Regions from separate parts of the Homo sapiens genome. Here regions 1 and 3 are each linked to region 2. Evidence: chromatin loops called from intact Hi-C (ENCODE). Cell type or tissue: mammary epithelial cell. All regions are shown on one strand. Links, peaks and the distances in the headings refer to the core of each region. The heading gives the core; the rest is flanking DNA. Region 1 has its middle 98 kb from the start of TBC1D5. Region 2 has its middle 130 kb from the start of SATB1. Region 3 overlaps BALR6 (B-cell acute lymphoblastic leukemia associated long RNA 6).

Region 1 (10,115 bases), core at 669-8,668, 460 kb before region 2:
AATACTTTTATTGGAACAAAACTATTTTTGCCAAAATTATGTGGAACTAATGAAAAATTAATTGCTTTATAAAATGCTGGCTTTTATCTAAAACTAATAATTCTTGTACATCTCTTAATCCTCCTGCAAACAGTTGGCAGGAAATAGAATCTAAGTTTACCAGTTCAAATTCCCTAAGATCCTCAGAGTCATTTTTATTTTTGTGTGATCCAACCTTTTAACTTTTTCACAACTTTAATCTTAAAAAAACAGATTTCTAATTAAATTCAGGCATATTATTCCCCCAAAGGGGGAGTTAGAAACCCCAAGCATAACTTAGACTTGGGACCTCTGAGCTAACACTTTTCCTTTCTTTACAGTTCATGTTGGCATTTTTATATGTCTCCCTCTAATAAAATGTAATGATTTTTATCTTTTAAGTTGATGCCTGGGACTTTGCCTTTTATCTGTTGTTTGCTGTGTTTCAGTCCATAAATAAATCATGCAACAAAATAAATTACTTAATCCTGTGTTTTATGTGGAAACATATTAAGGGATAGATACAGAAGGAAAAACCACTTTATGCCTCGGAATTGCTCGCACTTTTATGATTTTGTGTCGCATTCAAACACTATCAAGGTGTCATATCAATAATAATTGTACACAAGAGCCACATTTGGAGATTTTTAAAGTTTTTGCCACTTTTTGATTAGGATATGTTCAAATAAAACCCCCCAAACTGTTCTTTGTCATCAGCATTCTCCGAGATTCTACTGTTGTAATAATAATTCATTCTACTATACAACTATTTAGCAGTAAGATTATTAATCCCCGGGTACTTTTAAAAATGAGACCACATGTGATTATTTTATTCCTTGTTTTATGCTTAGCAGTCCTTCTTGTCTTCTTTTAGTAGAAGAGGCTCTCTTAACACTCTGAAAGAGAAAAATAAAACATTACCCAACTTAATTTGTTTATTAAGCTTTTTTAGCCTGAAAGGGAAATAGTCCAAATTTCAAAACAGGTTTGGAGAATGCGATACGTGCATTATCGAGAAGCATTCTCCGCCACAGATTTCTCCCCTCAAAAATGTTTTTTTCATACAGAGAATGGACCCTTGTTTCTTAGGTTAATTGCTGGAATATGATGAGGTTTGGTTGCATTTTTAGTAATTTCCGGATTCTATTCCAGGACATTTGGGATAGAGCCCAAGAGCTTAGCATGTTTTCCTTTTTTCATGGTAAAATTGTGCAAATATGCATTAGAGTGTGAAAACAAACAGTCTAATACATTTTTGCAAAGCTCTTTATGTTTACTGTTTATTGCAGATACCAGATCGTAATTAAAATGCGCTAACAAAAGCCAAGATACAAAGAACAAAGATATAACGAAACTTCATCTTTATAAAATATTTGTGATTAATCCTGGGGGATGTATGGCCTCACAACATTGCAGTGGAATTTTAAAAGCTTCTTCAGCCATGCCAGGAAGGCGATAAAATTCAGTACCGTCAGGTGGTTGGAGAAAGACGAACCATGCCGTGGTTGTTTTGGGGTGCTATCTGCTTCTTAGAGAGGTTCTAATAATTCTTTAAGATCTTGAGGTTTTTTTCACTCTACATTTGAAATGAATAACAATCAGCTTCCAAGGAAAAGTAAACAAAAAAAGAGACATTAAAAGCATATTGTTTGGGAGAGATGAATTTAGATCTGTGTTTTTCAGTTGACATTTTCTATATGAGTGTGGGAGAAATTGCTTTTTGTTATTTGCATGTTTAGCAGAACTAAAAAGGTAGATGAGAATATGAAGGGCAGTGTCAATTAATGGAAAAGATAAGGAATTTGGAGTCACATCAACTTAAATTTGAGCCGCAGCTCAGCCACTTTCTATCTTTTGGATGTTAGGAGGTTAGTGATTTAACTTTTTTCTTGGAGTCCCAGTTTTTTCATCTCTAACATGGGCATAATAATAGCGATCTTACAGACTTGTCGTGAGCATTAACCAAGATAAGCTAGGTAACACACCTGTGAGAGGCAAATACTTTTATCTCTTCAAAAGGAGGTGCATACCACAGCATGTGGGTAAAGAGGGCTGAAGGATAAAAAGAGGAGAGTCCAGTGGATGAGGAACCTGAAACATCACTTTAACCCTATTCAATTTTGTTTGCATTTTAAAATTTTCTCTTGAGCGCTTTCTCCTTTCTATTTAATTATTATAGAAGGGCAGATTTCAGGGGAAGTGTATTTTGTATTTTTAAAGATTGAAAAAACTTGTGGAAATCCTTTATCTATTTATTGCAGTGCTCCTCAAAGTGTGGTCTCTGGACTGACAGCATCAGCATCATTGGGTAGCCTGTTAGAAATAAAAATTATTGGGCTTCACCCCTCGCAGCTACTGAGTCTGGTGGTGGGGTCCCATAATGTGAGCTTTAATAATCTCTGTAGGTGATTGTGATGCACATTAAATTTTGAGAACCATTAATGTGTTGAGGTTTGGGTTTTTTTTTTTTTTTTTTGGTCTTCTTTTCTCTGTAACAGCAACCTTAATAATACACACAGCCCAACACCTACAGCTGTCTTCCTTGCACATACTAAAGAGATCTTGGAGATAGTATATCACAGTGTTTAAGGACACAGTAGGTAGATCAAACTATTTTGACTTATATCCCAGTTTATTACTTACTATCTCTGTCTGTGTCTTGGGCAAAATTTGTAAACTCTCTGTGCCTCAGTTTCCTCTACTGTAGAATGGGGATAATAATAATATCATACCTCACAGGATTTTTGTGATAATGTAATACACTTGAGACAGTGCAAGACAAATAGAAAGCATTAGAGAAATATTAGTTATGATGTTATTAACCAGTCTAAGAAATGTCAAATCTCAAATTATGGTATCTTTTTTCTTTCAATTGTTCTTCATTTTTTCAACAAAGATTCGTCATCAGCTACCTACAAGCCAGGCATTGTGAAACGTAGTGGAGATATGACAGAGAGTGGAGAATGAGGAGAAAGATCCAATCTTTTTTTTTTTGAGACAGGGTCTCACTCTGTTGCCCAGGCTGGAGTGAAGTGGCATGATCGTGGCTCACTGCAGCCCTGACTTCTGGGGCTCAGGTGAAGATCTGCTCTTTGCCTGTATGATGCTTAGAGGGGGAGAAAGACATAAAACAAATTTTCAAGTAATTAATTAGCCACAATTGTGATGAGCGTCAGAGGGTCAGTGAAATTTCCCCCAGAAAATCTGAAGCTGAGCCCTGAAGGATGGGTGAGGGTTGCCAAACAAGAAGGTGAGGGCAAACGTTATAGGAGAGAGAAGAGCATGTGTAAATACCCTGATGGCTGAGGGCTTGGTGCTTTGAAGGTGCTGAAAGAAGACCAGTGTGGGTGAGGGGGCAAGACAAGACTGAACTTTATCCCAGGGGTATTGGACAGCCACTGAGGGGTTTAAGCAAGAATGGGAAGTGAGTTGTTTTTTAAGGAAAGATTCCTCTAGCATAAGGAGGGAGGAATGGATTGGAGGGTGCCAGAGATGCTGCAAGGAGGCCGGTGGTTGTAGCCGCAGTCTGGGAGAGATGGAATGGTGGCTTGGGTTATGGTATGGGAAGACATGGAGAGAGGCTGGTGAAACTAAAGTATTGGGACTTGGTGAGATATGGGGCAGGAGACAGAGGGAAGTGTCAAGGATGTATCCTCTGAGGCAATTTGCTTCAATAAAGAGCAACTAGAAGCAGCAGTTTTGGGGGAAGATCTTAAGTTCAGTGGAGTATGAGGGACCTGTGGGATGTCAAAGAAAATACATAGATTGGGCGGTTGGTCATGTAAACATGGACAGCAGAGAGCAAGAGACAGACCTCTCCAATAAAGGGATTGCTTGGTAAGCGTATAGTAACTGAACTGAAGGAAATGGATACAGTTATCCAGGCTGACTTTAGACAAGAAGGTCTAGGATTGAGCCCCACAAACCACCAGCATTTATAAGTCCTAGGAGGACCAGGCCTTAAAGGAAGAATGGCCAGATGGACGAGGCTGGGATGTCACAGAAGGTAAGGAAAGAGGGAGCGTCCAGATGTAGGAGGGGGTCAACTACGTCAAACAGAATGGGAACTGAAAGGTGTCTATTTGACTTGGCTATAGAAGGGTGTTTGTTGACCCTTGTGAGAATAGTTTTTGAGGAAAAGTGGCTTGTGGAGAGAGTAGGAAATAAGAAAATGGAAATCATGAGGTTAAACATATTTGGCTGTGCAGTAGCAAAGTAGAAAAAAGAGGATAGTTACAGGGTGACATAGGGCCTAAGGGGGGTGGTTATTTATAGAAGAGAGAGTTGCACATGTTTTAAAAATGATGGAGAAAATCAGGGAAGAGAAAGAAGTAGAAGCTACCGTGAAGAGGGTGTGTTGATGGTGGGAGTTTTTGAGGAAGCAGGAGGAGGAAACCATAGCAGAGCTGGAGGGTTTGGCTTCAGACAGCCATAGAAAGTACAGGCAGCTCCTCTATTGTAACAGGAGGTCAGGGGGATGGGGTGGGTGCAGATGCTGGTGGGTTTGTAGGTTTGGTGCGGGAAGTTGAGAGGTTTCTGTCTGGTGGCTTCTATTTTCTCTGTGAAGGAGTAGGCAAGGCCATCTGTTGAGTGTGATAGAGTAGGCGTGAAGGTTAGAGATTTGAGGAAAATGAAGATGGTTTGAAATAGTCTTTGAGAGCGGAAGAGGGAGGCAAGCAGAGAAATGTAACATGGTTATTGTGCACAGTCAAGAATCCAGATGAGCCTAGCGACTGAATTTCCAAAGGTATAGATGTGTGTCAGCCCCTGCTCCCCAGGCTGATACTAGCTGGGACACAGACACACAAGGGTCATTTACAACACAGTGTGAGGTGAGAGGTACAGGGCATGATGAGAGTTCAGAGGAGGGAGGCTTCTTACTTGGGACCTAAAGATAAGTAATCATTGGCCAGATGAAGAGATGGAGGAAGAGTGTATCAGCAGAGAGAGCACATGTGAATAGGCCGAGAGGCGCAGGGAAACACAACTCCCTTGCGGGGCTGAAGGAAGTTCACAGGTGGAGCAGAGGGTGTGAGGGAGTGGGGGATGCCCGTGGGAGTGAGTGCCTAGAAGAGAAGCTGGAGAGGACGAGAGTGGGCAGCTTAAATATGACCTAAGCTAGTGGATTGCCAGGTGTGGTTTCTGGACCAGTGGGAACTGGCAGCATCACCAACACCCAGGAATGTCAGAAGTGCAAAGTCTCAGGACCACCCAAGACCTAATCTATCAGAAACTCCGGGAGTGAGCCCAATGAGCTGTGTTTTACCAAGCCCTCCAAGTAATGCTGATGCGCATCAAAGCTTGAAAAAGTGTTTCAAGCAATGGGGAGCCATTGATTAGCCTTTTTAGCAGGGGAATGACATATCGGGGAGCAGGTTTATAAAAGTTTCTGACCACGGTGTGGAAAATGGTAGGTTCTGTTTGTGGATTCCAGACAGACAGCTCAGCAGGGCTAATCCCTCAGCTGTGTTACTGACGCTGGAGCTGGGTCTTTCTGTCAATGTCTCCAAGTTGACCAGAAACACTCGCCCCCTAGGAAGCTGCCTGATGCGCACCTCTCCAACAGCTCTCTGCTGCCCCCGTCTGTCCACAGACCGCACTCACGGTTCCCCAGCCCACGCTTCCCAGTCCTTGATTGGTGCAGTTTCAGCATTATCCTGACTTTGGACCCTCAGCTTTGTCAGAGAGGTGGGCTTGGCTACTGTCAATATATACATGAGTTAGACACTATCATTGGACATTCTTTTAATGGATGTTCTAGAAAGCCCAAGAAGAGCACCAATTAAGCAGTTACCTTGAGATGGCTTTGAGGCAAGCTTTGCAAATTTTGAGATGAAGCTGTTCCTTATATTCTCTTGCATTTCCAGAAAACATGTTTTTTTTTTTTTTTTTTTGATATAGAATACTGAAATTTCTCCTGAAAATCTCTTTCAGGGTCTGAAGGCAACCTGTAAGAAAAAAGGAATCTATTTGAAGGCTTTTTCTTCAAGATAATGAAGAATGTGACATTAGAACACCTGGTATGGAATGATTCCATCAAATCCTACCACCCATACCTCCCTTTACAATTAAATTTTCTTGGTGGTTTGGCTAATCTGCACTTCATTTCATTTGGAGATGTATAGAAGGATGATTTTCCTACCAGCACAGATTGGATTGGCATAGCTGCTAAAAGATCATAGAATCATTTTAGGGAGAGTGACATAGGCTGCCTTACATCCAATGATAACAATTCAAAGTAGTATAATGTCTCCTAAACATGAGCAAGGCCATATCTCCCAGGTTGAATGCCCCAAAGATGGGGTTGCATCGGATTTGGAATCATCCAGGGCGGAGTTGTAATCTGGTTGTGTGACTTTTGGCAAATTACTTAACCTCCCTGGGCCTTCATCTTCTCTTTTGTAAAATGTGTTGTTGTGATGATTAGATAGAATAACATAATCTAAGGTACTTAGGAGATCAGTAATTATTAATTTTTGTTGTCTGTTAGTATGTGATCGAAACTTCAGCCTTTGAATATTTCTCTAATTACTTACCAATTCAATTTATCAAAAATATTCCCCCTTTTCTTGAGCTCTTATTTCATTCTTATATGACTCCTTGTGTAGTGTATATATATCACAGAGAATATGTAGGCCATCAGCAACTTTACCATGTGCCACAACTGTACACCCACACACATACCTGTATTCATGGCCATTCTTACATCTTTCTCTTGTGTCTCAGAGAAGCATGGTGGGATTAGAATCTCCCCTACCCCTCCCTATTTTTAAACTTCAAAAGGAGCTCTCTTTCCACTACATTCTACATTAAGCTAAGAAATAGTGTCTGAGAAGCCTAAGAATTCCATGCTTATAATGTACATTGTAGTACTTTCATTGCGCTAATAATGATGAGTCACTGAAGACAGGATAATAAGAAATGGAACCCTGGAAAGGTTAGTAGGACAGCTCTAGAATATACAATGACTATGGTCAAGATTTATGGTAGATTCTACTCTCCCCAAACTAGACATCTCAGTGTGGACCTTCACTCTAAACTTGCTTTATTCCTTCTCTCAATATGCATATATTGATGACATTATTTTTAAAATTAGTACTGCAAACTATGATGTGAGATGATATATGATAGTTTATGGTAAGTGTCATATCAGAGATTTGAGGAGTAGGGGGGTGGTTAAAGAATCAGTAGGGGCCGGGCACGGTGGCTCATGCCTGTAATCCTAGCACTTTGGGAGGCTGAGATGGGTGGCTCATGTGAGGTCAGGAGTTCAAGACCAGCCTGGCCAACATGGTGAAATCACGTCTCTGCTAAAAAAAAAAAAAAAGACAAAAATTAGCAGGGCATGGTGGCAGGCACCAGTAGTCCCAGCTACTCCGGAGGCTGAGGCAGGAGATTTGCTTGAACCCGGGAGGCAGAGGTTGCAGTGAGCTGAGATCGAGCCACTGCACTCCAGCCTGGGTCATAGAGCAAGACTCCGTCTCAAAAAAAAAAAAAAAAAAAAAAAAAGGATCAGTAGGAGGAAGAGGACATTTGGGCCCAGAGTAATCAAACAAAGCTATCAGCTATACCCAGGACCGCTATACCCAGGACACTGAATCATAAATTTTAGGAAGGAGACAGGACTTGTTAGGTCATAACAACTGGGGAGAATTCTGATAGGTGGAGTGACAGGGGAGAATATTCCAGGTAGAAACATCGTGAGCAAAGCCATGGAAAGGTGCATCAACTAGCTATGACTGAGGGACAGTGGGTATACCTGTTTGGCTGGAGGGGAGTGGTAAGATAAGTACTGTAGCAAAAGTACATTGAGTTTGATATGGTTTGGATGTTTTCCCCTCCAAATCTTATGTTGAAATGTGATTCCCAGTGTTGGAGGTGGGGTCTGGTGGGAGATGATAGGATCATAGGAGCAGATCCCTCATGAATGGTTAAGCACCATTCCCTTGGTGATAAATGAGTTTTTGGTCAGTTAGTTCATGTGAGATCTGGTTGTTTAAGAATCTGGGACTGCTCCCTTCTCTCTCTCTTGCTCTTGCTCTTGTCATGTGATGTACCTGCTCCCTCTTTGCCTTCTGCCATGAGTGGAAGCTTCTTGAGGTCCTCACCAGAAGCAGATGTTGGTGTCATGCTTGCATAGCCTGCAGAATCATGAACCAATTCTATTATTTCTTTTCTTTATAAATTACCCAGTCTTTAGGTTTTTCTTTTTCTTTCTTTCTTTCTTTTTTTTTTTTTTTTTGAGATGGATCCTTGCTCTGTTGCCCAGGCTGGAGTGCAGCAGCGCAATCTCAGCTCACTGCAAGCTCCGCCTCCCAAGTTCACGCCATTCTGCTGCCTCAGCCTCCAAAGTAGATGGAATTACAGACATGCGCCACCACGCCCAGCTACTTTTGTATTTGTAGCAGAGATAGGGTTTCACCACATTGGCCAGGCTGGTCTTGAACTCCCAACCTCAGGTGATCTGCCCGCCTCGGCCTCCCAAAATGCTGGGATTACAGGTGTGAGCCACCATGCCCGGCCTTTAGGTATTTCTTAATAGCAATGCAAAAATGACCTAACACCATTAGATTGAGAAATAGAAGAGGAACTTGGGAGCCAGTGGGCATTTTTGAATAGGAAAATGACATAATACAATGTGATTAGAAATATCAACCAGTTTTCTGGGTATCAGCTAGGAGAACAGAAAGAGGTAGGTAGGCTCATTAGGAGGCTTTGCTAGAGTTCAAGCATGAGTTACAAAGGCTGTGTACAGATAAGCACAGTGTACAGGGAGGAGGTGGAACCAAGAGAATCCTCAAGGCCTGGTGAGGCCCTGGAGAAGGATGGGTGAGGAGTCATAGAGATGGTGTGGTAGGCAGCTTCAAAGATGGCCTCCAATGATCCTTGCCTCTTGGTGTTCATGCCTTTGTATAATCCTCTCCCATTGTGTGGGCTGGACCTAGTTACTTGGCAAAAGTGATGGGATGTGATAATACTTTTGAGATTAGGTTACAAAAAGACCCTGGTTTCTGTGTTGCTCAACCTCTTTCGCACTCTCACTTGTTCACTGTCAAGGAAGATGAATTCCATGCTGTGGATTGTCCTACAGAGAGGCTCACGTGGTAAAAGGACTGAGGGTTCCCCCTGGCCAACAGTCAGCAAGAAACTGAGTTTTCAGTTCAATAACCTTTAAAGAGCTGAATTCTACCAATAACCTGGTGAATGAACTTAGAAGTGCTCAAGTTCCCCACTCAAGGAAGTGGAGCCTTGAGATGACTGCAGTCCTGGCTAATTCCTCGATTACAACCCTGTGATTATAGCCTTGTGCTGCATAATAAATTACCCTACAATGTCGTGACTGAACACATATTTTATTATTTCACAAGTTTCTGTGCGTGGGAAATCTGGGTGTGGCTTGGCTGGGTCTTCTGGCTCTGTGAGGAGGCAGCAGTCATATCAAGGCTTGACTGGGAAGGATCCACATCCTAGTCTCCTCATGTGGTTGTTGGCAGAATTTAATTCTCTGTGGGTGCTTGGACTGAGGCCCCCAGTGTCTCACAAGCCATTGGCCAGAGGCTCCCCTTGGTTCTTTGCTATGTGAGCCTCTCCATAGAGTCTGTCACACTGTGGCAGATTGATATATCAGAGCGAGCAAGTGAGAAGACAAGAGAGAAAAGTTCTACTGAGAGAGAGTACTAGCAAGATGGAATTACCCAGTTTTTTGTAACCTTATCACAGAAATGATGTCCCACTACCTTTGCTGTATTCTTCATTAGAATATGCTAGAATGTGTTAGTCACTAGGTCCAGTCCACACCCAAAGGGAGGAGATTTTACAATAGTGTCAATACCAGGGGGTGAGGATCAATGGGTACCATGTCAAAAGCTGCCTACCACATCGACAGATATTTATTGCAATTTTTGTTGTCTTCCCAAAGGGCTTTAACCTCTGAGAGGGGGCTAGTGATTTGTTCATAATAAAAGGGCTTAATGAACATTTGTTTAAAAAATGAGAGGATGTTTGCAAAGACTATTAGAGGTCTAAAGCATTATTTAGACTTAGATGTTAACACATCGATGGTCTGCTCAATTGGTCAGCAGTTTAATGGGGGAAAT
Region 2 (10,115 bases), core at 1,046-9,045:
AGAGAAGATATAATCTTTGCAAATGAATTAACTTGCAGATATACACTGATAATTTAAATAGAACTTTTTTTATTTTGGTAAGTAATGCATATGTTAATAAAAACATTTAAAAATATATAAAATTTTAAGAATTTTAAAGAAATAAAGAAAAAAAGTTCAAAATAACACATGAAGGTTACCACAAACCCCACACTCTAGACAACCTCCATGAATGTTATATATCTCTCCTGCCTCTTTTGTTCTCCTTTTTTTCACTTTATGAAATTGGAACCACGTTGTACATACTGTTCTGCAATTTTTTTTCACCAAATGATAAATTGTGATTATTTTCCTATACCACTAAATATGCTTCAACAGTATGATTTCTAATGACTGCAAAGTGTTCTTTCACAACGAGACATTTTAATTTATTTGGTTTATCCTCTATTGTTGGGCATTCAAAGTATTTTATTTTTTGCTACTGTAAATAATACCGTGAGATAGTTCCAGGTTAAAATTCCATTCTGGCTGATCACCAGAATACAACTTTATCTAATTTCCAACTAAAACAAAACAACTATAAAGACCAGAAAATAATGAAAGCTCATAGAAACTCTAAAAATTTTGATTTATTAGCAATTAAACATTAGACTCTCAAAGGACTACTAATTACAAAGCAAAAAAAAAAAAAAAACTGGGCAAGAAACAAAACTATTTAAGTTTTACCTCATGAGATGCCCAATCTTTATCTCCTGTATTTAGTACAAAAGCCCTCTGAGAAGAAAAATGACTCTATGTGCATTCCCACTCTCCTTCCCCTACTCGGAATTCAAGATCTTCGCTAAATGGAACATTAGAAGCTATTCTTTGCACTACAGCTGTTTCTTCTTAAGAATGCCACTCTTTCCTTTTGATACCTCTTTTTTGTACACCACTACATAAACAGTTATACCCAAGGTGCAACTGATGAAACAAATGGGATGCTGGTGGTAATACCTCCCATCCTAGGATACGGAGCTCTATAAAGAAATCTGTTAAGTTAGGGGCAGAGATAGGAAGAATGCTGGGAAATGTGCATCAAAAAGTACCTGTTCACAGTATCATAAAACCAGACAGTAGCAGCAGAAGATGCCATATCAATAAAGTAAAGCTGCAATAGATGAGCACCTTCTAGGAAGTAGATATTGAACTTGGAGTAAACTCATCAACCTGCCCTTTAGTTGTTATGATGAACAAGGAATTTTGCCATCTGTCTGCAAGTGGACAGAACCAAGGGAATCCATATATCTTATTTGTTGACATATGACAATATTATAAAGAAAGTGAAAAGAAAGCACCAGTTGGCCTAAGAAAATAATGCCAATCTGGAAGGTTCAAATGACAAGTGTAACTACAAAAATTATCAGCTTCTAGTTCAGAAGAAAATCTTGAAACTCTTTGGCATCTTTAATTCATACAAGAAAAAATTACTTTGATGAAGAGGGGCTGAAATGTGCATGGTGAGAATAACCCAGGAAGAAAGCCAATAAGTTGACACAAAAAGACAACAGTATTAGGGAAAAACGGATGTGGATGAGATGTGAAAGTATTGCAGATATATTTAAAAATGCAACAGGGAATTTAAAATGATATTTGAGGTCAGAAAGAGCAGAGTTGGTGTAGAGCACAAACTTGGGATCCTTTACCAGATTGCAGAGGAAAAGAACACAGATATGAAAGTTACAAAAAAGATATAACTATAAAGAACAGAAAGCTGATCTATCTATCTATCTATGTATCTATCTGAATAATTAGAATTCATGAAGAAAATCTTAAGCAAATACAACAGAAAAAAACACCAAAAATATTATTGAGAAAAAGTCTTTCAAAAAAAAAGATTTCATGAGCTATTAATTTGCAGGGAAAAAAATCGGTGAATTCATACCCATAACTGAACTTATTCTGTGTGATGCTTTAAGAAAACATGGCCACATGTTATTTTATATTCTTCCCTTCAAGAGCTTAGTTTCTCTTCCCTTGAGAATGGACCAGATTTAGTAGTGACTTGCTTCTAACTTGCTTCTGGAAACGACAGTTTGTGACTTAGAGACTAGAACATAAAAGACACCACAGCTTCTGTCTCTCTCTCTCTCTCTCTCTCTCTCTCTCTCTCTCTCTGTCTCTCTCTCTCTCTTTCTTTTCACTTGCTTTGAGGGGAGTCAGCTGCTTTATAAAATAGTTCTATGTGGTAAAGAACAAAAGCATCCAGATGAGAACGAGTAAGGAACTGAGGCCTCCAGCCAATAGCCAATGTGAGTGAACCATCTTAGAAGTGGATCCTTCAGCTCCACGCAGGCCTTCAGATAACTATAGCTCTAGCCAATACCTTGACTGCAACCTCATCAGAGATGCTAAGTCAAAATTACTCAGCTAAGCCTCTACTGGATTCTGACCCACAGAAGTGATAACGAATGTCTGTTTTCATTAAGCCCCCAAATTTGAGGGTAATTTAAAAATGCTGAAATAGATAGCTGACATACCTTGCCATCATTTTAAAACTACCTATATATTATGTTGATGCAAAAATTATTATATGTAAAATATATTAAAAAGAGTTATGTGCTGATAATAAGCATTCTACCTAAAAGTTACTTAAGAGAACAAAAATAAAAATAGATCAGACTTCTCTTCCACAACACTAAATGGCAGATATCTGTAAATGCATATCTACTGAATTTGGAGAAAATATTCTGACTCAATGATTTTATATAGAGTTAAGACATTCTTAGATACTCAAGAGTTCTTAAAATACACCCCACATATGCCCTTCTTGGAAAAAATTGATGATATTTTAAAAATAACTTAGTAAAGAAACAACACTCAAGAAAAAAGATGGATACAAAAAGCAGTAAGTACTGCCAATTAACTGTAACAGTAAGTATAAAGCATTACAATATTATTGAAGACTAGCTATTAAATAATTATAATTGTCAATAATTATTTTCAAAATTAAAGATATAGTTGGTATATATCCATAGTAATATAGTATATATAATGTATAACTCTATATATAGTATTTATAACTATAGATATATATAGTGTGTGTATATATATAATACTGGGCATCTAAAATCTTATACTAAGAAAGACTGAAAAGTGAGGTATATGTGAAAAAGTGTACTGAACTTTGATTGATGTGGGGTGGGAAAAAACTCAAATTTTGTTGTTTTTCTAAGGTTTTGAAAATTAGAGAAATATAGATTAAATATGCATTTTGAAATTGTTAATTATAACTATTAATGGAATTAAAAATCAGAAGCTATCTTTACAAAGCTTGGAAAATATGAAATATGGAAATATAGTTTTGATAGCAAAAGTCAGAAAAAAGTGAAAAAATGACGCATAAAATAGATCACATGGATAAAATGATAGTTAAAAAGCAAATATTTATTTTGTAAAAAAATTAATTGATTAAAATACCATATTAAAAGCCAAGATTTATATTTGATCAAAACCAAAATCCCACTATCTGCTGACAATGGCATACATCAAAAACGGACACAAAGCTGTACCACTAAACATTAAAGTACAGATTAAAATATGTTTAATAAGTGCTGATCAAGGAAACCATATTGTTTAATTAATATTAGGCAAAGTAGAATTCAGTGCAACATGTAAAGGATGTCCTTGTCTTAGAGGGTCATTTTACATCAATACAGGATATATTTGGTAAAGAAAATGTAAAAATTATAAACCTCCCTGTACCAATTCCAATTACAACCACATATATAAAGTGAAAATTATTATAAATTAAATGGAATTTCAGGTATACTAAGTGCAAATTTTAAAAACATTTTCCCTAAAGTTGAAAAAAAAAAGCACACAAAAATAGTATACTTTGGAAAGAATTGGCAGTTTTAACTATTTTTTTCAAAGTTGAGTCTTTATGTAAAAAAGTACACAATAAGAGGCTCCAAGTTGGCTAACTAGGGGCATTTTATACTTGCTTCCTCCACTAAGAAGAACAAAAATAGCAAGTAGATAATCACACTTTAAATAGATCATCCAAGAGAAAACACTGGAATTCAACATATAAGTGACAGGCAATACCTAAAGCAAGGAAGGAGAAAGAAGCAAGGCAGCCTACTTGGCTGGCTTAGCTGGGAGCTGAGAGAGACTCCCCAATATGGGGGAAAGAGTGAGAGACCCTCAGCAGTCCACATTCTCACCCTGGACTCCAGTCCTAGCCATGGAAGAACCCCTCAACCCTCACAGGCCCTGAAACTAATGTAGGGAGCTGACAAGGAATTGTACCACAAGCACTGTGCCAGGGAGGAAAGCTTGTGCTGGGTCCCTCACATTCTTTGAGACCTAAGCAGCAATGGCAAGGTGCCATTTTAGAATTCCATCCCCAACAGGCTGCACACTATCCTGAAGCCCAGCAGCGCTGAGGCTGAGGTGCAAGAAAAGAGCTGGCTTAGGCATGAGTAACTGCAGGCTACCACACCCAGGGCTGAGGCATGAGTGGTATGCACACTCCCCACCTGCCAGTCTAGGTTGCCATCACTGAAGATAGCACTGCCCCCCAGTGGCAGAGCAGCAGCATGGCCACTGCCACCCCCTACCTGAACATTCCACTGATTGCCTAGGAATTACCCTACCCCTGCATACCATGGCCAGTTCCTATACACATTATCAAGGGGTCTGAGGGCAAGACAGCCTGCCCCAGCTTCATCCTTCCTTCCTCTGCCATGACAGAGCAGCACAGAGTTCAGGGACCGGGGGATTGCCCAGCCTAGTCCACCACCAATGGTACCTGAACACTCCTCCCAGGGACCTGAGGTTGGGCCTAAACTGGGCCACTATCACCTAGTTGCACTGCCACCTGTGGGCCTGGAGACTGACTTGTTCAGCCATTCAGCCACTGCCAGCACCAGCACACAGTGATCAGGAACCAGAGAGTTGTCCTACAACTGCCACTGCCATTGCCATTGCCATTGCCCATGCCATGCCAGCTTCTCTTTTAAGACAGGCACATTCTACCCATCACTGAGGCCCAAAGCCTGACCTATCTGGCATCCCAGTTGCCAGGAAAACTGCACACAGCATCTACTAATAACTGCACTCTAAGCCACCAAGTAAATATAAAATACCACTGACGCTGTTTACAGACAAACAAATCACGCAGAGACAACTCTCCTGCATACACCAAGAATCAAAGCCAGAGTGCCTTAGCCAACTAACACCATAGATTCATCCTTAGGAAAAAGTCCTTCCCTACAAAAGCAAATTCAGAAAACTGGAAGAAGCGACTTATACGCCAGATGCATAGATATCAACATAAGGACACAGGAAACATGAAAAAGCAAAGAAATATGACACATCCAAAGGAACAAAATAATTTTTCAGAAACACATCCCAATCAAAAAGAAATCCACAAACTCCTGGAAAAAGAATTCAAATTATTGATTTTAAAGAAGCCTAGTGAAATACAAAAGAACTTTAAAAACAGTACAGGCCGGATGCAGTGGCTCATGCCAGTAATCCCAGCACTTTGGGAGGCTGAGGAGGATGAATCAGCTGAGGTCAGGAGTTCGAGACCCACCTGACCAATATGATGAAACCTGGTCTCTTCTAAAAATACAGAAATTAGCCGGGTGTGCTGGCAGGATTACAATCCCAGCTACTGAGATTAGGAGGCTGAGACAGGAGAATCATTTCAACCCAGGAGGTGGAGGTTGCAGTGAGCCGAGATCGTGCCATTGCACTCCAGCCTGGGCAACAAGAGTGAAATTCTCTCAAAAAAAAAAAAAAAAAAAAGTACAAAAAAAATTCAGAATATGAATGTGAAATTTACCAAAGAGATAGATATCACAAAAAAGAACCAAACAAATTCTGAAACTGAAGAATTCATTGACTGAATGACAAAATACATTCAAAAGCTCCAACAATAGACTAGATCAAAAAAAAGAAAGAATCTCATAACTTGAAGATAGGTCTTTTGAAATAACCTACTCAGACAAAAATTTTAAAAAAGAATAAAAAAGGAATGAACAAAGCCTTCATGATATGTGCAACACCATAAAGCAACCAAATACCTGAATTATTGGTATCCCAGAAGGTGAAGAGAAAAACAAAAGGATACAAAAACCTATTTAATGAAATAATAGAAGAAAACTTTGCAAGTCTAACAAGAGATTTAGACATCCAGATACAGGAAGCCCAATGACACCCAAACAAATACAATGCAAAAAGGTCTTCTCCGCAGCACTTTACAGACAAGATGTCTAAAGTCAATGACAAAGAGAGAATCCCAAAAACAGCAAGAGGAAAGCATCTAGTCACCTATAAGGAAACCCCTAACTGACTAACCATGGACTTATTATCAGAAATCTGACAGGCCACAAGAGAATGAGATGATGTATTCAAAGTGCTGAAATGGAAGGAAAAAACTGCCAGCCAAGGATACTATACCCAGCAACAATATCTTTACTAAATGAAGGAGAAATAGTCTTTCCCAGACAAGCAAAAGCTGAGAGAATTCATCACTAGTAAACCAGCCCTACAAAAAATGTTCAAGGGAGTCCTAAACCTGGATGTGAAATAATGAGATTTACCATTATAAAAACACTTAAGAGTATAAAAATGGTAAAGCAAACACATAAATGAGAAAGAGAAAGGACTCAAATGACACATCCACAAATAACTGCCAAACCACAATAACAAACAATAAGAGAAAAGGAAAGGAACAAAGACTATACAAAACAATCAGAAAACAATATGACAGATACAAAACCTCACATATCAATAATAATCTTGAATGTAAATGGATTAAACTCTCCACTTAAAAGCTATAGACTGACTGAATGGATAAAAACCATGATTCAACTATATGCTGCCTACAAAATGTGCACTTCACCTGTAAAGACATGTAATGACTGAAAGTAAAAAGATGGAAAATGCTGTTCCATACAAACAGAAACCAAAAACAAGCAGGAGTGGCTATACTTAGATAAAACAGACAATAAACCAAAAACAGTTAAAAAAAAAAAGACAAGATCATTATATAATGATAAAATTATCAATCCAGAGAGAGGAAATAACAGTTCTAAACATATATACCCAATACTGGAACACCTAGATTTATGAAGCAAATATTACTAGATTTAAAGACAGAGATGGACTCCAATCCAATAACAGGGACGTCAACACCCCACTCTCAACATTAGTCAGATTATCTACACAGATAATCAATAAAGAAACATTGCATTTAAACTAGAGTTCAGACCAAATAGACCTAACAGGCATTTAAAGAGCATTTTATCTAACAATGGCAGAATACACATTCTTCTCCTTAGCACATGGAATGTTTTCCAGGACAGACTATCTGTTAGACCACAAAGAAGTCTCAACAAATTTTAAAACATATATATCAAGTCAACTATCTTCTCAGGCCACAATAGAATAAAACTATAAATGAATACTAAAAGGAAATTTGGAAACTATACAAATACATGGAAATTAAATAACACACTCATGAACTATAGTTGTCAATGAAGAAATTAACATGGAAATAAAAAAGTTTCTTCAAACAAATGAAAATGGAGACACAACATACCAAAACCTCTGGCATACAGCAAAAGCAGTACTAAAAGGGAAATTGATGTCAATAAATGTCTACATCAAAAATTAGAAATATTTTAAATAAACTATCTAATGATGCACCTCAAGGAACCAGAAAAGCAAGAACAAACCAAATCCAAAATGAGAAGAAGGAAATAAGTGATAGCAGGAAGAGAGAAAGAATAAAGACCAGAACTAAATAAAATGGAAACTATATGTATATGTATATATATATATACACACACACACACACACACACACACACACACACACACACACACACAAAGAATCAATGAAACTAAAGATTGGTTCTTCAAAAATAAATAAAATTGATAAACCACTAATTAGACTAACCAAGAAAAAAAGAGAGAAGACTGAAATAAAATAAGAAGTAAAAAGGAGACATTACAACTAATGCCACTGAAATATGAAAGATAATCAGAAATGTTGTGAATATGCACTAACAAGCTGAGAAACCTAGAGAAAATGGATAATGTCCTAGAAACATACAACCTACTAAGATTGAATCAGGAAGAAACAGAAAATCTGAACAGAACAATAATGAGTAGCAAGATTGAGTTTGTAATAAAAAGTCTTCAAATGAAGAAAAGCCCAGGACTGAATGTATTCACTGTCAGACTCTACCAAACATACTGAGAAGAACTAATACCAATCCTCCTCAAGCTATTCCAAAAAATTGGTCAGGAAAAGAATTCATGTGATATGACTGTGAATTCATAACTCATTCAATGAGGCCAGCATTACCCTGATACTAAAACCAGACAAAGACAACAACAACAACAACAAAATACAGGCCAACGTGTCTATGAAGATGCAAAAATCCTCAACAAAATACTAGCAAATTGAATTAACAGCACATAGGAAAGGTAATATACCATGATCAAATAGGATTTATACCAGAGATGCAACGACAGTTTAACATACATGAATCAGTAAACATGATTCATCACATCAACAGAATGAAAGACAAAAATCATATGATCATCTCGATAGATGCAGTGAAAGCATTTGCAAACATTCAACATTCCTTCATAATAAAAAGTCTTGATGAACTAGGCACAGAAGGACTATATCTCAAAATAATGAAGGCCATCTATGAAAAACCCACAGCTAACATCATACTGAATGGGAAAAAGTTGAAAATCTTTCCTCTAAGAACTGCAACAAGGCAAGGATGCATACTTTCACCACTCCTATTCAGCATAGTACTGGAAGTCCTAGTCAGAGCAATCAGGCCAGAGAAAGAAATAAAATACATTCAAATTGGAAAATAGGAAGTCAAATTGTCCCTCTTTGCAGATAACAGGATCTTATATTTAGAGAAACCATAAGACTTCACCAAAAAAACTCTCAGAGGTGATAAAGAAATTTAGTAAAATTCTAGGATACAAAATCAACATACAAAAATCCGTAGCATTTCTAGACACCAATAATGAAATAGGTGAAAAAGTAACCAAGAAATCAATACCATTTAGAATAACTACAAAAAATCTGAGAATAAATTTAACCAAGGAGGTGAAAGATCTCTACAAGGAAAACTGCAAAACACTGATGAAAGAAATTGAAAAGGACACAAACAAATGGAAAGGCATCCCATGCTCATGGATTGGAAGAATCAATATTGTTAAAATGAGCATATTGCCCAAAGCAATAAACAGACTCAATGAAATCCATATCAAAATGCCAATGTCATTTTTCACAGAAATAGAAAAAACGATATTAAAATTCACATAGAACCAAAAGAGAGTCAGAATAGCCAAAGCAATCCTGAGCAAAAAGAACAAACCTGGAGGCATCACACTACCTGACTTCAAAATATAAGGTTACAGTAACCAAAACAGCATATGCATCTAAAATTAGAATTAAAAATAAAATTAAAATTAGACCAATGAAACAGAATAGACTAATGGATCAGTATATGTAAATCCACATATTTAGAGCCAACCGATTTTTGACAAAGGTGCCAAGAACATACATTGGAGAATGTATACCCTTTTCAATAAATGGTGCTGGGAAAATTGGATATCCTTGTGCAGAAGAATGAAACCGGACTCCTATCTCTCATCATATAAAAAATCAAAGAAGATGGATTAAATACTTAAATGTAACACCCAAAACTATAAAACTGCTGGAAGAAAACATGAGGAAAACACTTCAACACATTGGTCTAGGCAATGATTTTATGGCTAAGACTGCAAAAGCACAAACAACTAAAACAAAAATAGACAACTGGGACTATATGAAACTACAAAGCTTCTGCACAGCAAAGAAAGCAATTAACAGAGTGAAGAGACAACCTGTTGAATGGTAGAAAATATTTGAAAACTATTCATCTGACAAGGGACTAATATCTAGATTATACAAGGAATTCAAACAATTGAACAATATAAAAACAAATAATCCCATTAAAAAGTGGGCAAAAGACATGAATGGGCATTTCTCACAAGAAAACATACAAATGGCTAGCAGGTATATAAAAAAATGTTCAACATCACTAATCATCCGGGAAATGT
Region 3 (10,115 bases), core at 1,479-9,478, 320 kb before region 2:
CCTTATATAGTTTAAAAATTCTACATGCAATTTAACTGTTTTTCTTTGCAATCCCACTAATGCAAAATTTTTATTTTTTTTTATGTGTAGCCAGTAAAATTCATCACAGTGGACTTAATACATATCTGTTGATTTATGTTGACTCAGCAACATTTGTAAAAATATTTGGTCCTAAATTTTGTTTTAAGTTACTTGGAGACCCATTCCTGAATAGAAGGCGCAAAATTAGATTTAACCAAGGCAGCATTCACAGGGTTATCTCCATAAATGGCTTCCCCTGGAGTTGTGCAGTGTACAACTTGTGCATCCATACATGGTGGCTCTGGTTTTCTGTTTTGTCTGTATACACCTGGCCTTGATAAAGAATATCTATGATAAAGATAAAGAAATATCTATGATTTTCATTGAAACATTATATTTTCTTAATTTTCAAAAGTCATATAGTCTGCTTTATCAGGTACCTCTGAAGGAGATTCTTAATTGTAGCAAGGGTATTTTCTCTTCTTCTTTTTTCTTTTCTTTTTTTTTCTTTCTTTTCTTTTTTCTTTTTTTTTTTTTCTGAGACAGAGTCTCTCTCTGTCACCCAGGCTGGAGTGCAATGGTGTGATCTTGGTTAACTGCAACCTCTGCCTCCCAGGTTCAAGTGACTCTTCTGCCTCAGCCTCCCAAGTAGCTGAGAATACAGGTGTGTGCCACCACACCTGGCTAATTTTTGTATTTTCAGTAGAGATAGGGTTTCACCATGTTGGCCAGGCTGGTTTTGAATTCCTGACCTCAGGTGATCCACTTACCCAAAGTGCTGGGATTACAGGCGTGAGCCACAGCGCCTGGCTGAATTATGTCATTATTCTATTTTGTTTTGTGACAAAATGAAATGTTACTTTACTTATGACAGAATTCCTCAGCTCAAAGAACTTTTACGAAAAAAGTAAAGTGATGAGCCCTGAGTAAAATTTTTTTTAAAAGGCCTAGTTACTCAAGCTCCATTAATCAGCTGATTTAAATAATTTTAGAGAGAGAAAAACACAACTTTAGAATATGAAAGCTGGACTCTTTATTGGGCTTAGGATTTTAAGATGGAGTACTATAGCCTTGGCCCTCTGACTAGCATCTCCCCTAGAATTTTGCAGAAATAATCACAATATGTAAAAATAATCAAAATGTGTAAAAATAATTGCAATAAGATGATAATTTAGCAGTAAAAGGAAAATTCCAGACCCAGTTTAATCAGTTAAAGTGTCTCTCTGGTTCTTCTGATTTGTTGTTCATTTATGCTGGGCAGCTGGACAATAGGATTTTGCATGGGCCACAAACAATGAAATAAAACAGCAAGATGTACTGTATTTTACTGAAACATACAATAAAGGGCAGCAGGGGACTAGTCAAAGCCCAATATTCAAAGACTAATTTTTTATCTCTACTTTATTTCCTAAACCAAAATGTTTTTGGTTATAAATATTGGATGAAAGCAAAATGTACCACATTTGCTAACATGGAGGCAATACCTAAACCTACTTTTTATAAGAATTAAATTAATATCATGTAAGTAGTTTTATAGTTTTAGCATTTTATTATTATTTATGTTCTAACTGCTCTGCATAAATAGAACTGTTTCTTGCTTCTTTTTTGTTTTTACTACTAATAAAAAGTAATAGGTATAATAATTCAGGGACTGTTTGCATTTCAAGGCATTTTCTGTTTGGTCTTGGTGGCCTGTGGAAGGAGACATACCCCAAACCAGAGTGTAAGAAGCTTTAATAACAAACGTAGGAAGCACTTCTACGGAGCATTAGATGTTTAGGCAAGGATGTCTAAAACAAACATGGACAAATCAAGGCTTTAAAATTGTTCAACAAAAGCCAGCCCAACTAATGATTGCATTGTGTGAGCAGAAATAGATATATGTTAACTCCCAGCTTCGTTCATGTATGTCTGGCAATTGCAGAACATCCATATATTTATTAATAAATATCTTCCCTATTTACCTGCTGATTTCTCGGAACACTTAAGAAAGAGAAGAAAATAGCTTTATTTGTGACGGGCAGGAAGGCGATTTTTAACCACAACAACCGTGCTTTCTTATATTTTCTTAAAAAAGCCTTTTCAGAAGTAAGAAGTAACAGGAGATACTTAAGTGGAAATCAGAAAATTGAAATCATTTCCTTGTGAAAGTCAGAGGTTTGTGATTTCTTGAGGAAATTATGTAGAAATTCATGCTTGGAAATCTGGAAAACTGGACTAGTAGCTAAGACCATGTTCCTTGTGTGGACAGATCTAGGGCTATATTTTAATGCCCTTATGCCTCAAATCCCTTACTCCTATCACTTCTTAAGTATGTAGACAGCACAAACAACCCCTGCAATGCAGGTGCCTCCTAGCTTCTTCTCTCCCAAAGAAAAGAACACAAACTTACTTTTTTCCCCAGAGAGATTTTTGTGTTATAGTTAAGAGAGTTACATAAGTGTACAGTGGGAGGCTATGCAACCATCCAAAGGAATACTCATCAAGGATTTTTAGTTACATGGAAAATACTGATCCTATGATCAGAAGGGAAATATATAGCATGCAAAGGTATATCCTTCGTGAGATCTCAGATAGAGAAAATGCATTGTAGAAAGACTAAATGAAATATACTAAAATATCAACAAAAATGGTTTTCTAGATGGCAGGATTATGGGTGATTTTTGTTATTTTATATCTTATGCATGGATTATGAAATGAAACTAATAGAAACTGTAAGAAAATAAACATAATGATAAAAATGAGAATTTAGAGTCTATTTTTAATGAATTATACACTATGTTAAGTTTTTATATACGTTTACAGATGAGGATACTAAATCTTAGAGGAGACATGACAAAATAATTTTACCCAAGGTCATACAGTTAGTAAACAGCAGTTAGAATTCAAATCCAGGATTTGTTCCAGGGCCTCATTTCCAACCACTGCATGGAGCTACCTTTCTGTTCTTCACGCACACTTTATGTATAAATAAACCATTGGAAGGTGTCATGAATTCTTTGCTAAAAGAGGCAGCTGTGTGGCTACTTCTCACATCATTCAGGAGCCTGGAATCTACTCTTTTCCTTTCACAAGGACTGTCACTTTTGGTGATTCTCTTTTTCTTTCTAAATGAAAGGCTCAATTTTTGTTCAAACCAAACCAAATGAGCAGGGCTTCTCAACACTGTCCTTCCAGGTTGTAACAGCTCCAGCCATTGACTTGAGCTTAACTTTTAGAAGCAACTTTGGCATGTTTTTGAAGGCAGAGTTTTCCCCAAGCTCTTGTGCTAACTTTTCGGACATGTTTACATCCTAACACCACTCCCGTTATCCCACAGTAAATATTAAGCCTGAGTCCTTCTAATTCATACCAGGCTTGTCATTCTTGCTGTAAAACTTGAAAAGCATCAAACCTAATCCCTTCAGAAAGAGGCCTGTTTTTACTTATGTCTCTTATTCTATGCATACTTTTATTAATCTCAACTTTCTTTGGAGCAACCTCTTTCAGACTAGGAATTCTAATACAAACACATTATCAGTTAAAATTTTCTGAGATTTTCATTTTGCTTCAGGAAAAAAAATTCTCTTTGGTGGTGTCCTAGGATCATCTGAATTAAGGTCAGAGGGCAACTCTGTAATTGATTCCATCCTATTAATAATTTTGAGGGAGCGTTTGAATGTTATGCTCTGACAAGCCAGGCCTAATTTTCATGGTTGCCAATAAAATGCTATTTGTAGTCCTCAGTGATGATACAAAATGATGAATGTAAATGATGGCCCAGATAAACCAGAGGACTGGACTACTGAAGGTGAGGTTTTCTTGGACTAGACTAATTTAGGGAAAGATAGCATCGTTGACAATCATTTATTCTGAAAACTTGAATAAGCGTTAATATTACTTTTGCTGTGCAGAATTTAGATAGCAAGTGCGGCACATTTAAAACATGGCCCCAAGTACTCTGCTCCTTCTCCCGCTGGAAAGGGAAGCCTTGTCCCTTCCCCTTGAATCTGGGTGGGCTTGTAACTGCTTCAACTAATGATGAACTGTCAAGGGCAGAAAATCAAAGCAATACCTTCCACCTGTTTCTCTTACAATTCTCCCTCTTGTTGTACTTTCTGAATCATCCTTCTTGGAATCCAGTTGTCATGCTGTGAAAAGACCCAGTCCACAAAAAGCCCTCGTGTAAGTGCTCCGGATGATAGTCCTAGCGAAGTCCAGCTTTCAAGTCATCCTAGTTCAGGTGCAGATATGTGAGAGAAAAAGCCTTTAGATGATTGCAACCCATAGCAGTTCAATTCTTCCCAGGTGCAGCTCCAGACACAATGGAGCAGCAACAAGCCATTCCCACTGCAGTCCCAAAGCCAACACACTGAGTCAGTGAGCATCATGGAACGGTGGCTGTTTCACACTATTCAGTTATGAGTGGTTGTTACACAAAATAGAGAACCAGAATAGTTAGCTTTTAAATTTTCTCTCCCATTCTTAGTTTTTCAAATAATGCCTTACTTGCTCTTACTTTATTTGCTATTAACTGAGAAGCCCCAAAGAATGTCAGAAGCATGTTGATAAAAAGATAAACATGATTAAGAGATTTTGGGGGGTGGGGCTGGGGATTGAGAAAGAAGAACATGTAACATGCCCACAAATGCTGGTACATATCTCCTGGCTTTTGTGGTATGCAAAAATAAGTACCAATATTTGGACTTGACAGAGAACTTTCAAATGCATCTCCTTGTTTGATGCAATAGAATTGTCACGAAAATCTTACAAAATGAGTATGATCATCATTATCATCCTTATTTTACAGATTAAGAAACTGGGGTTCAGAGAGGTTAATATATTGCCCAAAGTCACACAGCTGCTGGGGTAGGGAGGCTGAGGGGACCAGAACTCATGTCCCCTGGCCTCCCATCCCTTGCTGTGCCTGGCACCAGTTGCCTTACAAGAAGAGAACTGCTGCCCCTTTGTGGCAGCTGATCTTTCTTCATACTATCCAGAGCTCCAAACTTTGTAGGAAGCCAGAAGCGTCTCCTTTGTTGAACAGTGCCAAAATAGCAGCTCTGTAAGTTTCCACTCAGGGATGGAGGGGTGGAAGAGAGGGATACCAGCTGAGCTTTCATTATTCTGGGAAAAGCACAAGGACTTCTGAGGATTCTTAGTGCAGACCTCATGCCTTCATCCATTGTGCATCATTTTTAGAAGTTTGATTATTGAAAGTTATCTTCTATGTCTCTGCTTAACATATTCAATCTTTTCTCTAGCTTCTTGAACATATGAAATGCAGTTATACTATCTGTTTTCATGTTTCTGTCTACTAATTCTATCATCTGTGTCATTTGTGGGTCAGTTTCAATTGGCCCAGATGGGTTGCCTTTTCTTGCTACTTTGTGTGCCTGGTAATTTTTAATTTGATGCCTATTATTGTGAATATTACCTTGTGAATATTTCTACATTTTTGAGCGTTGTTCTGAGATGTGGTTGAATTACTCAGAGCTAGTTTTATCTTTCCAAATCTGGCTTTTAAGCTTTTTTAGGTGAACGAGAGCTGCACTTCAAGTAGGGTTAATTCTTCCCTGTTACTGAAGCTCTGGGCACTAGTTCCTCTAATCTCTGGACACACATGCACTGGTTAGTCTCAAATGAACACTCCAGGGGACCCTCTGCAGATCTTCAGAGTCCTCTGTCTATACAGAACTCTCCTCTCGGGCAGTCTGCCCTATGAATTCTAGCTTCCCTGGCTTCTGTAGACTCCCAGTTCTGTCTCCTGAACTCAGGGAGACCACTGGACCCTGCCTGGATTTCCCCTCCCTGTACCATGGCCCAGAATCTTTCTTTAGGCAGTAAACTGGGACAATTGTAGGGGGCACTTCACTTGTTTTCTGTCTTTCAGGAGTCATTGCTCTTTGTTGCCTGATGTTCAATGTCTGAATCCTTATTGTTTCATGTATTTTTTCCATGTTTTAGTTGTTTTAGGTAGGAGAGTAACTGGAAGTCCTGTGTGTCTCAAAGACTCAGAAGAAAACACAACCATTGACAGATGGTTGAAATTGGACCACTATTTAGAGATCAGTCTTGTTCTCAACTGTTTTCCTTCTCTCTGGAACCCTGCCTTCAGGACTATTGAATGGGACCAATTTGTAGGTGCTTTAAATATTTCAGTCACCAAAAACCCTCTTGGATACTATTTGAGGCCAATTCGCCCACTTTCCAATGCTAAGATTACCACATCAGATTACGTAAAGTGTGTTGTATACTTTATGGCTAAATGCAAATGCTAATTCATGCCTTCAGTGGGAGAAAAACATTCATTTTCCTTTATTTATACTTTACTTTTGATATTTAGGCTTTTGTTTTTGGTGCCTTATGGTCTGTTAAGTATTTGTCACATGTATACTACTTGCCTAGTGTTTTTTAAGTTACACTGCAGCCTGACTTTAAAATCTTGTTTTTGAGACAATACTTACACAATTAGAAGTCTCTCTTATCCCTTGCATTAAAATCAGTTGCAATTCCTCTGCACTTTCACAGTCTCCTCCTCATACCTCTCTCGCTTAGTCACTTTTATTGTAGGAATAGAAGCTCACTTACATGGTGATGGGTGTCATGGAGTTCCAGAGGAGGACGAACTGGCCCTCATGCAATCTGGAAATGATTCCAGGCAGCTTTTTGGCAGGAGCTCCTGCATCTGTCCTGAGGAGCCCACCATCAATGTGACTCCACCTCTTTGTGTATGTCAGTTGATCTCAGGTTGGGTTTCCTGAAAACATACTCTGAGATGTAAATGGGGGTACAGAAAATTTTAAGGGTGGTGCTCTTGGGACTGATTCCTGTGGGGAAGTGAAGGAAACAGGATTGCACGGAAGGAGAAGTTGGCCTGCAATGCAGTAGCACAAAGCCCTTAGCTGATCCCATGGGGAGCTCTGGAGCTGTGATGGTTCTTTGAAGTTGTCTTAAATTGAGGGAAGAGGGGCCGAGTCTTTGTATGTTCCCCATCCACCAGTCCTTGGAGGCAGGCTGCCCCTGAGAAGGGGTTGTAACCATGGGTGGGGTGCTGAGGGCACCCCAGGGAGGGGCTTAATTGAGACTGTCAGTCTCCTGCACTCCCAGAGCTGGGGGAATGAGTACTTCAAACAGGAAGCCACCTAATTAGATTTCGGAGTCCTGGGTAGTGATTTTGACTCCACTATTTATTAGCTACTTATTAGCAATGAGAATTTGGGCAAAATCATTTATTCATTAAGCTAGTAGTTTTGAAATGTCTAGCACATGGGAATACAGAGGTGATATGGTCAAGTTTTGAAAAAACCCTGCCCCTATGGAACCCACAGTCTTATTGAGGAAGAGAACTGTCATAAGCAATATAAAGTAATGTAAGTAATACAAAATTACTTTAAAAAAGTGCTTCTCTAACTTTAATGTAGAAACAAATCATCTGGGATGCAGATTATGGATGAGTCTGTTGGTCCAGGGTGGAGACTGAGATTCTACATTTCTAATAAGTTCCCAGTTGATGCTGATGCTGCTGGTCTAGGACCACACTTTGAGTAGTGAGGTTCTAAATACAGTGAATTAGGAGGGTCTGGTAGAGGGAGAGGAAAGCTGGTTTAGATAGAGTGGTCTGTGTGAGGGGGGGATGTTTGAATTGAGACCCCCAAAATGTGAAATTGCTTCATCTGTCTTATTTTCTTCTATTATAAAATGGGAATAATTATAACAAGTCTGGCACATTGTAGGCACTCAACAAATATTTACTATTATAGAGGTTCTTGCTGGCTCTTCCCGACCCATCATGATTGTCCTGCCTCCTTCTACCTCATGACCTTTCATCTTTTACTCTTGCTGCCATGTTCCTAAGAACAGGTGTCTGATTGGCTCAACCCCATGTGGGGAGACTGCTTTAGGCCCAGGCACTTCATAGGCTGCTGACCAGCCTACCAATTGGCTATCCTTGGCTTTGTTGCCCTTCACTGGTCAAACAGCTACAACTGGAGGACTACAGGGTCATATGGTGTGAACAGAGCTGCTTAAAACTGCCCCCTTAGTGAAGGCTGTAGCCACGCACTGAGGCTAATGTTTAATATGTGTGACCCATTAGATCACGGGGCCCATTTGACTAGGGCTAGCTAGCTGTTTGTGGATTTATTTCTTGTAATGGGTTATGAACTCCTTCAGGGCAGAAACCTGTTTTTCCTGATGCCTGGCAAAGTGTTGGGCATACAATAGGAACTTACTATGGAGGTTTATTTAGCAATATTATAGAAGTTTGCCATGTGGGCTCCCATGGTCCAAGGAAGGTTGGGAGGAGGAAGCTGACAGAGAGAAGGAATTTTAAAGATGAGGCTTTCAATAAGTGGAGAGAAGGAGAATGTTCACAGAGACAGACACATAAGCAAAAGTTTGGTGGGTGAAAAGACCGACATTTTAGGGAAACAAACAATGTGTTGGCTTTTTCAAAGAGTAAACTAAATTTCAGCAATATTTTTCCCCATTGCAAGTACCAATTGGCATTTTCTTTAAGGCTTCCTGTGAATTAGTCACCCTACTCTTGTGTGTATTCACACACGCACAAACACAAAATATAGTAGAGATAAAACATTCCATTTCAACATATTCCACTCATGTATTTGCTTCACTAGCTGCAGAGGTGCAGAAGTCCAAAGCCAAGAGTAATAAAAATGTATTAAGAGGCAGCTTGCACAGGAGGTGGTTTTTTGCAAGGGTTCACAGATCTTATTTTAAGGTTGAAGCCCCCCAGATGTCCTTCCTCCTCTTTTCAACTGACAGTTGTGGTTGTGCAAGGACTACGGCTGGTCCCGGTGAACCGCCAACCAGGCTCAAACAAACAGCCACTTGTGGCTGTGGATTTCCTCTTGGCTCTGCCTGGAGGCAGCAGTTAGTATTGAGGGAGTTTAGGGGCTGGAGGCTGGGGTCAGACTGCAAATGGTGCTAATTCTGACTCCAGTCACCCCCACAACCCCCATTTTTCATTACTGTTGTGACAATTTTAGCTTCTTTCTTAAACACAAATACTGCTCAAGGGAATTTTGGAGAAGATATCCCTTCCAAACTGGACATTACCTAACTTTTTAATGACTGTGACTCCTGATAGATGAGGATGCCTCTATTTTGGTCTTTGGGATGTGGTTGAAGTTTCCTTTCCCCATATCTATCAAGAAGAGTTCGGCTTAAAGTGATGATACAAACAAGAGTTAGGGGGACATGTTTAACCTATTTCAGATCCACTCGCACCTGAAAAGTTTTCTAACTAATCTCCCTCCCTCAAATCTTTTAGACTAGAATCGTTTTTGCTCACCACAGCCAGATTAATTCTGACATTTTCATCATGCCATTACCAGAATCTCAATGACTGCTTTAGCCTTTAGGATAAATCTCTTCTCGTTTTGCTCAAATTTAACTTTGCCTTCCCCATTCTGGCCACAAACTCTTTCCATCCTTGCATCCTGATTTTGTACCATCTGTAATCTAGCCAGATTGGTGAAGTCACTGTCCCTATAGCCCATGATTCCTATCTCCAGGTCTTTACCCATATAGTTCCTTATGCTGGCCATGCAGTCTCATTGTTCCTCTCTGAATTCACTAGTTCTTCAAGCCCAGCTTAAACCCTGCTTCCTCCAGCCTCCAGGATGTCTCTCCTCCCAAACTCTTCCAGCATCTCCTTGGACTCTTCATCACCAAATCTTAACCTTGTCTGTATTGTTTGTCAGCTTTTGATGTGTCTAGGTTCTGTTTCCTCAGTTTAGACTATAAACTCCTAGAGGGAGAAGATGTTTTACCTATTGCACAAAACTCTGTAGGTTGATGAATTGTGTGAGGAATGCTGTTAATTACAAATAAATTTTATCAAAAGCAGAATTTAAGGGTTTCACACTTGACAATTCTAACAATGCCAGCATCATATATACTTGAAATTAATAAACTAGCATATCAGCAGACTTTGTTCAGGCTGGTTTGTTTTATATAGTAGGACCGTATAGTGGAAAGATCTCTCCACAGGGGTCCAGAGACTGGGCTCTAATCTCATCTCTGCTGGAAACTGGCTCTGGTGTCTCTCATAAGTGGACCTGCTTCCCTGGGGCTCAGTTTCATTAAGC

What was found. A loop is a pair of places that touch in the nucleus more often than their neighbours do. Peaks named below come from ENCODE experiments on the same cell type or tissue, not always from the same donor. Only the 100,000 strongest peaks of a DNase experiment are listed, where the experiment ranks them.
Region 1: a loop joins it to region 2, with 9 times the contacts of the local background. A loop is called at or near these places in 4 of 110 quality-filtered maps.
Region 3: a loop joins it to region 2, with 6 times the contacts of the local background. A loop is called at or near these places in 8 of 110 quality-filtered maps.

What each region holds. Positions count from the first base shown.
Region 1 is chr3:17,835,819-17,845,933 of GRCh38, forward strand. No RefSeq gene overlaps it. Among named protein-coding and RNA genes, the nearest start is that of TBC1D5, 98 kb to the left of the region's middle. In mammary epithelial cell, for the core only: a CTCF peak has its summit at 5,599 (motif pointing left); no DNase peak of the experiment used is centred there.
Region 2 is chr3:18,290,892-18,301,006 of GRCh38, forward strand. No RefSeq gene overlaps it. Among named protein-coding and RNA genes, the nearest start is that of SATB1, 130 kb to the right of the region's middle. In mammary epithelial cell, for the core only: a CTCF peak has its summit at 4,546 (motif pointing left); a DNase peak (open chromatin) is centred at 4,470; H3K27ac peaks cover 506 bases.
Region 3 is chr3:17,974,508-17,984,622 of GRCh38, forward strand. All of the region lies in intron 1 of BALR6 (B-cell acute lymphoblastic leukemia associated long RNA 6), which reads left to right. Among named protein-coding and RNA genes, the nearest start is that of BALR6, 17 kb to the left of the region's middle. In mammary epithelial cell, for the core only: a CTCF peak has its summit at 4,965 (motif pointing left); no DNase peak of the experiment used is centred there.